Regions from separate parts of the Homo sapiens genome. Here regions 1 and 2 are each linked to region 3. The links are chromatin contacts, found by Hi-C in ENCODE. All regions are on one chromosome and are shown on one strand. Each heading gives the region's core, a stretch centred on a gene start or an enhancer-like site at or near the end of the contact. The rest is flanking DNA. Distances are from core to core; before and after follow the strand shown.

Region 1 (2,700 bases), core at 192-2,691, 2.3 Mb after region 3:
AAGTGAGGGAGTGGCCAAGCAGATACCTGGAGGAAGAGCTTTCCAGGTAGAGAGAAGTACAACTGCAGAGGTCTGATGTAGATGTGTGCCTTCTCTTTTCTTTTTTGTTTATCTTTTGGAAGAGACAGTCTTGTTATGTTGCCCAAGCTGGTCTTGAACTCCTGGGCACATGCAAAGTGAAAGCAGAGAAAGAGTGGACTTACCCCAGAGGCGGATGGTTCTGCAGTGTGCAAGGCCATTTCAGAATACACATAGAGAAAACAGGAGAATAGGTGGTGAGGGTTTTGGGGAAAGAGCCAATTTTGGTTGAAAAAGTAGGGGAAACCCCAGACATTGTACCATCTCAGGGTTGAGACTGCTTGCCTAGCTTTTGAGATTTTTTTTTTCCCCAGACCCCTCAACTCCTGAGATCTTATCGGGAAGCTGCTGATCACCAGTTTTAGGTGTTTTTATCTATTGGGAGACTGCCTTTCTCTGGTCTGGCTGCAACCAATTATTATTTTAGAGAGACAGCTTAACCTGACAACCACGTCATGGTTGCCTCACATTGCTGGTCGGGGAGTGGCCCCTCTCCTGCCCTGCTCAGGTCTGACTACTTACTGTAACAATTGCAAGGTTTTTGGATGGAACAATTGAAAGAATGGAGCTTGCATGAACCAAAATAAGAAAAGACTATGAGAGGGCATTGTTGAAGATGGAGGCAAAAATTCTGAGTGGATCCTGATGTGTTCGGATGGGGCTGGTGCTTGGGAGGCTGCTCTGTGCTTACAAGAAGAGTTCTACCCGGTCCATCTTTATCACATCTTCTCTAATACTAAGTTCAGAGAGGCTTTAGCTCATTTTCCATTTTCTTGGGCTGTCTCCTCTGCCAGACAAAGTGCCTATTTCTCCTGTCTCTATCACCGAGCCACACAATTGCTGTAGTCATTTGCAGTCTACTAGAACGATAACACATATTGGCATCAGACAGATCTTGGTTCAAAACCTCGCTCCACCAGTTTCTGTGTTGAGCTAGACCAAGTGACATGATATACTGAGTCTCAGTTCCTTATTTGTAAAATGGTGATAATAATTTTTGGTTAAGTAATTAAAGTAAGGATAAATGATGCCTTTCGAAGAAGGACACAACTGGAATGGCCAGTTTACCCCTTGTCCCCTCTTCGGTGGCATTATTTATTCTGGAGTAAGGAGGGATGGCTGAGGGAATCTGTCTGTGGGTCCAACATGGCGCCGTCCTGCTCCTTGTATGAGCCTCAAAGATGGGGACAACCATTTGGGGGCAGACATGTTTGTAGCACGAGATCCAGGCTCAGTCCCGAGGCAGCCGGAACGTGACGCAAGGTTGAGGCGGGGCTCCTCCCCCGCACCCTGGCGTCGAGCGTCTCGTGACAGGTACTTCCGCTCGGGGCGGCGGCGGTGGCGGAAGTGGGAGCGGGCCTGGAGTCTTGGCCATAAAGCCTGAGGCGGCGGCAGCGGCGGAGTTGGCGGCTTGGAGAGCTCGGGAGAGTTCCCTGGAACCAGAACTTGGACCTTCTCGCTTCTGTCCTCCGTTTAGTCTCCTCCTCGGCGGGAGCCCTCGCGACGCGCCCGGCCCGGAGCCCCCAGCGCAGCGGCCGCGGTAAGCAGCGGGCCCAGCCCGGCCGGCGGCCTGGCCCCATCCCCCCCCTCAGCCCCTCGGTCGCCAGGGCCTCGCGTCCTCCCTGTCCTCCTGGGCAGGCTCCAGTCCCAGCCCTGGCCACGCGGGCACACCCGGCATCGCTCAGGCCCCCGGAGCAGGCCAAGACCCCACCCGGCTTGGAGAGGTCGGAGGTCGTCGGGCGTGACCTCTGGCCGGGTTGCCCGCCCCGGCCACCCGTCTCGGACGCTCTGTTTACTGTTGGCCTGGATCTCAGAGACCCGAGAGGGTTCCTTGACTTGGGCGGCCCTGCGCCGCGGCAGGACGCGCTGGCCAGTGGAGTTCCTTAGCGCGGCGAGCAGGAGGGTGTCAGAGCCCACGCCGCCCGCCGCCGTGCCCACCCGGCGGGCATGGGTCACAGGCGCTGGGGGCCGAGCCGCGTTCCCATCCGGTTCTTCAGTTGAACAGCCTGACCCTGTTAGTGGGAGTTCCCTGACGGCAACTGAGTCAAGGCAGTGAGTCAGGTCACGTGCGCTGGGCTCGCCTCGACACTTGTGTACATTGAGGCGCCTCTGGCGCTGGGAGACAGGGAGCTTTTTGTCCTAGGCATGTTACGGTAAATCCTGAGAGAAGTTTTTCAACTTAATCGAGGAAAGATGGTAGTTGGATGTAGAGTTGTGTTTCCATTCCGACCGTGTTTGGGGCCTCTTTCTGCATTCATTTTAGGCTTGATACCTAATGGGGTCATAAGGGGAATATTGAGAATATTGACAGCAAATATTTGAGCGTTTATTGTATGCTAGGCAGCGTGGCAAGACCTTTTAACAGATCATTATGTTTAGTTCTTTGAACAACCCTCTGAAGTACCACTGTTGTGCCCACTTAACACAGTGGGAAGTTGAACAGAGAGGCTAAGCCATTTGGCCAAGGTCACACAGCTAATAAGTTACGAAGCAGAGATGCAAGCCCAGGCAGTCAGACTCCAGAGCACTGTATTAAATTTCTAGGTTGTACTGCTTTCACGTACCCCTGAAGCTTGCTGGTTTATCTTTTGCTACCTGGTATCTGTACCTCAGTGCCTCCCA
Region 2 (2,700 bases), core at 74-2,573, 3.0 Mb after region 3:
GCAAGGCAAGGTGGCTCATTCCTGTAATGCTAGCACTTTGGGAGGAGGAAGTGGGAAGATCACCTGATCCCAAGAGTTTGAGACCAGCCTGGAGAGCACAGTGAGATCCTCGTCTTTGCAAAAAATGAAAAAAAAAACCCAAAAAAACAAAAAAAAACAAGCAACCGGGCGTGGTGGAGCATACCTGTGGTCCCAGCTACTAAGGAGGCCGGGGTAGGAGGACTGCTTAAGTCCGGCAGGTCAAGGCTTCAGGGAGCTATGATTGTGCCACTGCACTCCAGCCTGGGTGACAGAGCGAGACCTCATCTCAAAAAAAAACCCACTAAACTAAAACTTCATTAAAGTTCCAATGTGTCTTCTATGATGAAAACATACTTTTAAAATTAAAAAAAAAATTTCAGTAAAGTGTATCCTAATCACTAAACCACAGATTGTAAAAGGTGGATGGGTCTAGAGAGATCATTTAACCCAAGTTCTTTTCTACAAATAGGGAAACTGCAAGAACTAGAATTAGAATCAAGGTTTTCTGATGTAATTTGGGGTAAAATAATTTTGAGGAGCTGGATGGATCTTATGAAATGATATTGTTTACAATTTTAGAGATAAAAATACTGAAGCCTGGTGGAATCAGCACAAACTCTTAAGAGACTGGGGCTCAAATTCCAGCTCTACCAGCTGTAAGTTTAGCAGCAAGTTACTTAACATCTCAAAGTCTCGGTAAAAGACTCTGTAAAAAGAAGGTGATGCCTCTTTCAAAGTAGTTCTTAGTATTAAATTTTGAAAAAAGTAGGTAAATCTTAACCTCCTATCACACACGTAGTCTAATGACTTCCTAGGATCCTCCAACCCCAAGGGGACCTCTTTCACAAAACCTCCCGGCTCCCCCCCAGTCTCCCTAGTCATCTTAGATGAGGAAGTCGAGCGCACCCCAGGGCTGATCGCACAGGAAGAGCACCTGGGCTCCAGACCCTAGTAACTAAACCCGTGGGCTTCGAGGTTTCTGCCGACCCTCTGTCAAAGGTTAGAAAGGCCCACACACTGTCCACTCTCCCGATACCATTTTACAGGTGGTGAAACTGAGGCCCAAAAGGGGACAGTAACTTACCGGAGGTCATTCGGCGGGTCTGGGACTAGGCGCTCACTAGAGGTGACGGTGGGGGCAGCTCCGCGGTCCCCCAGACTCAGACTCTCCAGCCCAGTCGTGCCCATCGAGCAGGGTCCGGCTGCAGCAACGAGCCCAGCGCCGCAACGCCCAGGGTGTGGGGCGGAGTAAGATGTGAAACCTCTTCAGCTCACGGCACCGGGCTGCAACCGAGGTCTGAATGTTGCGAAAGCGCCCCAGACGCCGCCGCTGCTTTCCGGCCGCCCCCTCGGCTACAGCCGCCATTTCCACGCTCCACCAATCAAATCCATTCTCGAGGAAGACGCACCGCCCCCACACGCCCCGACCAATCGCTCGCGCTCTGGTTGCGCTGGCGCCTTAGGGGCTCCAGTGCCACCATTGCTTTTGCTGCTTTTCTGGCTTTCCCTTTCGGACATGCGCGCTCGGAGCAAGGCGCCCTCGCACTCAGCTTACCGCGCATGTACGTTGCCAGGGGTAACGCAGGTAGCCAAAGTGGCTTGTGGAGTGGCGACCGTTAGTGAGGCGGTTGCTGAGACAGACGCTGAGGCGGGTAGGAGGAGCCCGAGCCGTAAGGGAAGCCGTGATGAGGGCCGTGTTGACGTGGAGAGATAAAGCCGAGCACTGGTGAGGAGCGGGGCGGTTCGCGAAGAGCAGGAGGTCGAGTCCTCGCGGGGAGTGCGCGAGCCGCTGCAGCGTGTTTGAGGGGGGCAGCGGGCTTGCTGCCTGGGCCGAGGGCACTGAACCCCGGCCTGGGAGACTGCAGGGTCGCCCTCCCGCCCCTTGGCGGTTGGAGAAACTCCCGAGGGTTGGAGAGCGGCAAAGGGAGGTGCCGCGCCTGAGGTGGTGGCGGGTGGAGGCGGCTCTTCCCTCACGGTCTGGCCCTGTCGCTGCCTTGGATTCATCTCACACCCACGAGACAGCACGAAGCTGCTCAAGCTTCACAGTTCTTGCCACATCCACATAGTACCCATACTCTTGTTTTCTTGACGTTTTTCTCTAAATTGTCTCATTTATTTTAATTATGATTTCACATTTTACAAGGAAACTTTATTACTCCATTTATGAAAACCAGTGTCACTTGCTCTAAATGTTAAGATAAAATCAGCGTCGCTTGCTCTAAGTGTAAAAGTAAAACTTAAAGTAGGGAGAAACAAAACTGAACAAGCTGTAGCTAGCTATTGTTGCTAGGGAGCCTTTAAACCTGAGATCTCGTTTCTCTAAAACTGGAGATGGGCAGGTATGATCAGAAAGGTGCTCAAAATGAGCACCAAACACAAGCTCTCCTAATTGGGAAGTCTGAAAAAGAACTGAAGGGGAATGACTTTGTCACCTTTTGATTCAGTTATTTAATGTCCTATTCCATTGTTATCGCCTAAATCTATAACATAGCAGTCTGTTTTGTCATATTCTTACTTATGGGATAGGTCTTGGCCTGACTTTGAAAATCATTCAGCATTGTTGTGAAGCCTCTGTTCTGGCCACTGGAGCAGGTTACTTGTCTTTGGTTCTGTCCCTTCTGAGATCTTTCTCTGTGTAAAGCATGCCGTCTCTCCTCATCTCACACGGAAATCCTGAAC
Region 3 (2,700 bases), core at 87-2,586:
GGTCCTGAATCTGGCCACATTCATCTCTGCTCCTCTAGCACGGAGTGTGCACCCCGTAAACAAATGACGAGACTGAGGAAAATAAAGACCTGACACATAGCTCCGTGCCACTCTGTGAAGATGCGTGCCGCTTTCATCAAGCACAAGCAGGTTAAGGATATCTGTTGCCGCCACCTTTGGGAAGCGCAGCTGTGGTGATCTGCGCTACCTGCCATCGGAATCCCTGCGGCAGGGCAGGGCCAAGATCTCAAATCGAATGACATGGAAGGAGCTAGAATACAAATCCCGAAGAGCCTGCGTCCCCGGCTTGCTAAGGTCTGGCAGGCCCCTCTGTGGGGCGGACGTGGCACCCCAGACCTGCCTGCAACACCGCGCAGCCCGCCCGCCCCCGAGAGCGCGGTTACCGGGAAAGTCACACTTGTAAGGGCGCTCGGGCTCGAAGTGGCTGCGCTGGTGGGAGCTGAGCTTGGCGTGCGTGGGGAAGCGCTCGGCGCACACCTCGCACTTGAACAGGCTCTCCTGCTCGTGGCCCTTCATGTGCGCCTTGAGGTTATAGACCGTAGTGAACTTCTTGCCACAGCCGCCCACTGGACAGCCGAAGGGCCGCAGCTTGTCGTGCGACTGCAGGTGCCGCTTGAGCTTGTAGGACGTTGTGAAGGCCCAACCACAGCCCTCCAGTGGGCACTTGAAGGGCCGCCGGCCCTGACCGCCGCCGTGCGTGAGCAGGTGCACCTTGAGCTGGTGCTTCTTGGCGAAGGCCAGCGCGCACTGCGGCTCGGGGCAGCGGTAGCCGGGCGTGCTGGGGCCGGAGGCCTGGGGCGCGCGGCGGGGAGCGGCGGCGCCCGCGGTTGCGGGGCCGGGCGGCGCAGACAGCGCGAGGACGCCGCGGTCGAGACGCACCAGCAGGTCCTGGCTGCTGATGGTGACGGCGCCCGCCGGGGCTACGCCAGGGCCGGGGGGGGCGGCCGGGCCGCTGGGGCCCTGCTCGGGGCGGCTCGCCAGGTTGACACGGGAGCCAGGCTCGGCCTCCTGTGATCCGGCAGCCTCGGCGGCAGCGCCGCCGTGCGGCACTTCCAGCAGCACCAAGAAAGAGTCGCCGTCGCTGTCGTCCTCGGCGGGCGGCGGGCTTGGCCCGGAGGCCTCCCCGGGCCGCGCCCCGGGCCCGCCATCTTCAGGGCCCCGCACCAGTAGCAGGCGGCGGCGCGCGGGGCTCGCGCCGAGCGGCGCTGGGGCTCGGCGGAGCGGGCCGGGGCCGCCGCCATGTTGCCCTCCGCGCGCAGTCGGGGCGGGGAGCAGCGCCGGGAGGTCCATCTTGGTCCCAGCGACGGCGTCGGAGCAGCTTCGGACGCAGAGCTGCCCGCGCCCCGCCCAGGTGTGCGTGCGCCGCCCCGGGACGCGATCCGCGCCAAGCCCCGGCGTAGAGTCCGGCTCGGAACCGCGCGTGCGCGGACGCCGCCGGGCGATGCGCGAGGCCTGCTGGGCTGACGTGACGTGAGGCTGGGCTGCGGGGCGCCGGAGGCGGAGGCGGGGGCGGGGCGCCGGGACCGACTAGGGCGGGGCGCGGGGTCGGGGGGCGGGGCGCGGGGTCGGGGGGCGGGGCGCGGGGTCGGGGGGCGGGGCGCGGGGTCGGGGGGCGGGGCGCGGGGTCGGGGGGCGGGGCGCGGGGTCGGGGGGCGGAGCGCCGGCACCTACGAGGGCGAGCGGCGGGGCACGGGACCGACAGGGGACGGGGTGAGGCTCCCAACGCTGAGCGATTCCTTCTCGTTCCCGCTGGCGTGGAAGACGAGGCTTGTCTTGACTTCGAATCGTATTAATATTTCAGACACTTAACAGGCAACCTCTCGTAGGCATTGACTGCGTCCCAGGGGCTGTACCTGTCCGAGCTGATTAAGCGTGCGCGGTCACCCAGGGGTGAGGAAACAGGGACGGCGAGCTCGAGTCACTCGGCAGCCGGCAGATCCAGGATTCGAACCTGTCCAACAGGCCGGACGCCTACCCCCAGCTCACTTAAGTGCAAGCTCGCCTGCCGCCGCTGGCGCACAGACCTCGTTTGCTTTGGCCCAGGTCCTTGCTCGGCACACGGGGCCTCCCTGATACGCAGGACCCCTGCCTGTATTTCCAACTGTATTTCCTACTAAACTTGGCACAACCTCACTCTGCAACAGCTTAATTACTTACTGTTTCCGGTCCTCACCCTCCCCCACCTCACCGTACACCTCCGCATTCAATCTGGACTCCTCCACTTCAACTTCACCACCACTCAGATCCAAACCCGCACTTTATTCCTGGGTACCTGAAAAATAACTACTAGCTGGTCATCGGTCTCCCTCCGCTCCACTCGCTCCCATCCACGGGGCACCGTTTTATGATCTAAAAATTGCACATCAAATTATGCTCACCTCCACCTTGCTCCCGAAGGCGCCTATGGCCTTGCTAGTCTACCCTCCCCTACCTGTTTGCCCTCACTTCCCGCCACTCTCCCGCTGCCCCCCCCACCCCTCCCCCGCACCCCACCTCTTTTTCCCAGTTCATCCAGCAAGCCAAGCTGGTTCCAGCCTCAGAGACTTGGCGCAGCTGATCTCTGATTCCTCTGGGAGGACTCTGCGCCCCTTCTGATCCAAAGCACATGCTTACCCAGTCCCGTATTCCCACCTCTGTCTGATCTGTTTGCTCTTAGAGCTCTCATCACCCGTTGTTTTG

Evidence for each region. A loop is a pair of places that touch in the nucleus more often than their neighbours do. Pooled maps may share reads with other maps.
Region 1: a loop to region 3 is called in a map of B cell, with 26 times the contacts of the local background. The contact joins the promoter of RAB7A here to the promoter of ZXDC in region 3. A Hi-C loop is called at or near these places in 2 of 168 maps with a recorded cell type or tissue (B cell and naive thymus-derived CD4-positive, alpha-beta T cell) and 8 of 50 pooled maps.
Region 2: a loop to region 3 is called in a pooled map, with 13 times the contacts of the local background. The contact joins the promoter of MBD4 here to the promoter of ZXDC in region 3. A Hi-C loop is called at or near these places in 6 of 50 pooled maps.

What each region holds. Positions count from the first base shown.
Region 1 is chr3:128,724,742-128,727,441 of GRCh38, forward strand. It overlaps RAB7A (RAB7A, member RAS oncogene family), which reads left to right and starts at 1,442. Exons shown (of 6, transcript NM_004637.6): 1 at 1,442-1,618. RefSeq lists enhancers at 1,166-1,295, 1,325-2,309 and a silencer at 1,576-1,865.
Region 2 is chr3:129,438,625-129,441,324 of GRCh38, forward strand. It overlaps MBD4 (methyl-CpG binding domain 4, DNA glycosylase), which reads right to left and starts at 1,324. Exons shown (of 8, transcript NM_001276270.2): 1 at 1,106-1,324. The coding sequence starts at 1,209. It overlaps IFT122 (intraflagellar transport 122), which reads left to right and starts at 1,600. Exons shown (of 30, transcript NM_052989.3): 1 at 1,600-1,747. The coding sequence starts at 1,707. RefSeq lists enhancers at 1,154-1,233, 1,324-1,463, 1,664-1,873, 2,024-2,073, 2,104-2,153 and 1 more.
Region 3 is chr3:126,474,555-126,477,254 of GRCh38, forward strand. It overlaps ZXDC (ZXD family zinc finger C), which reads right to left and starts at 1,337. Exons shown (of 10, transcript NM_025112.5): 1 at 405-1,337. The coding sequence starts at 1,311. RefSeq lists an enhancer at 1-209 and silencers at 767-1,026, 1,097-1,606.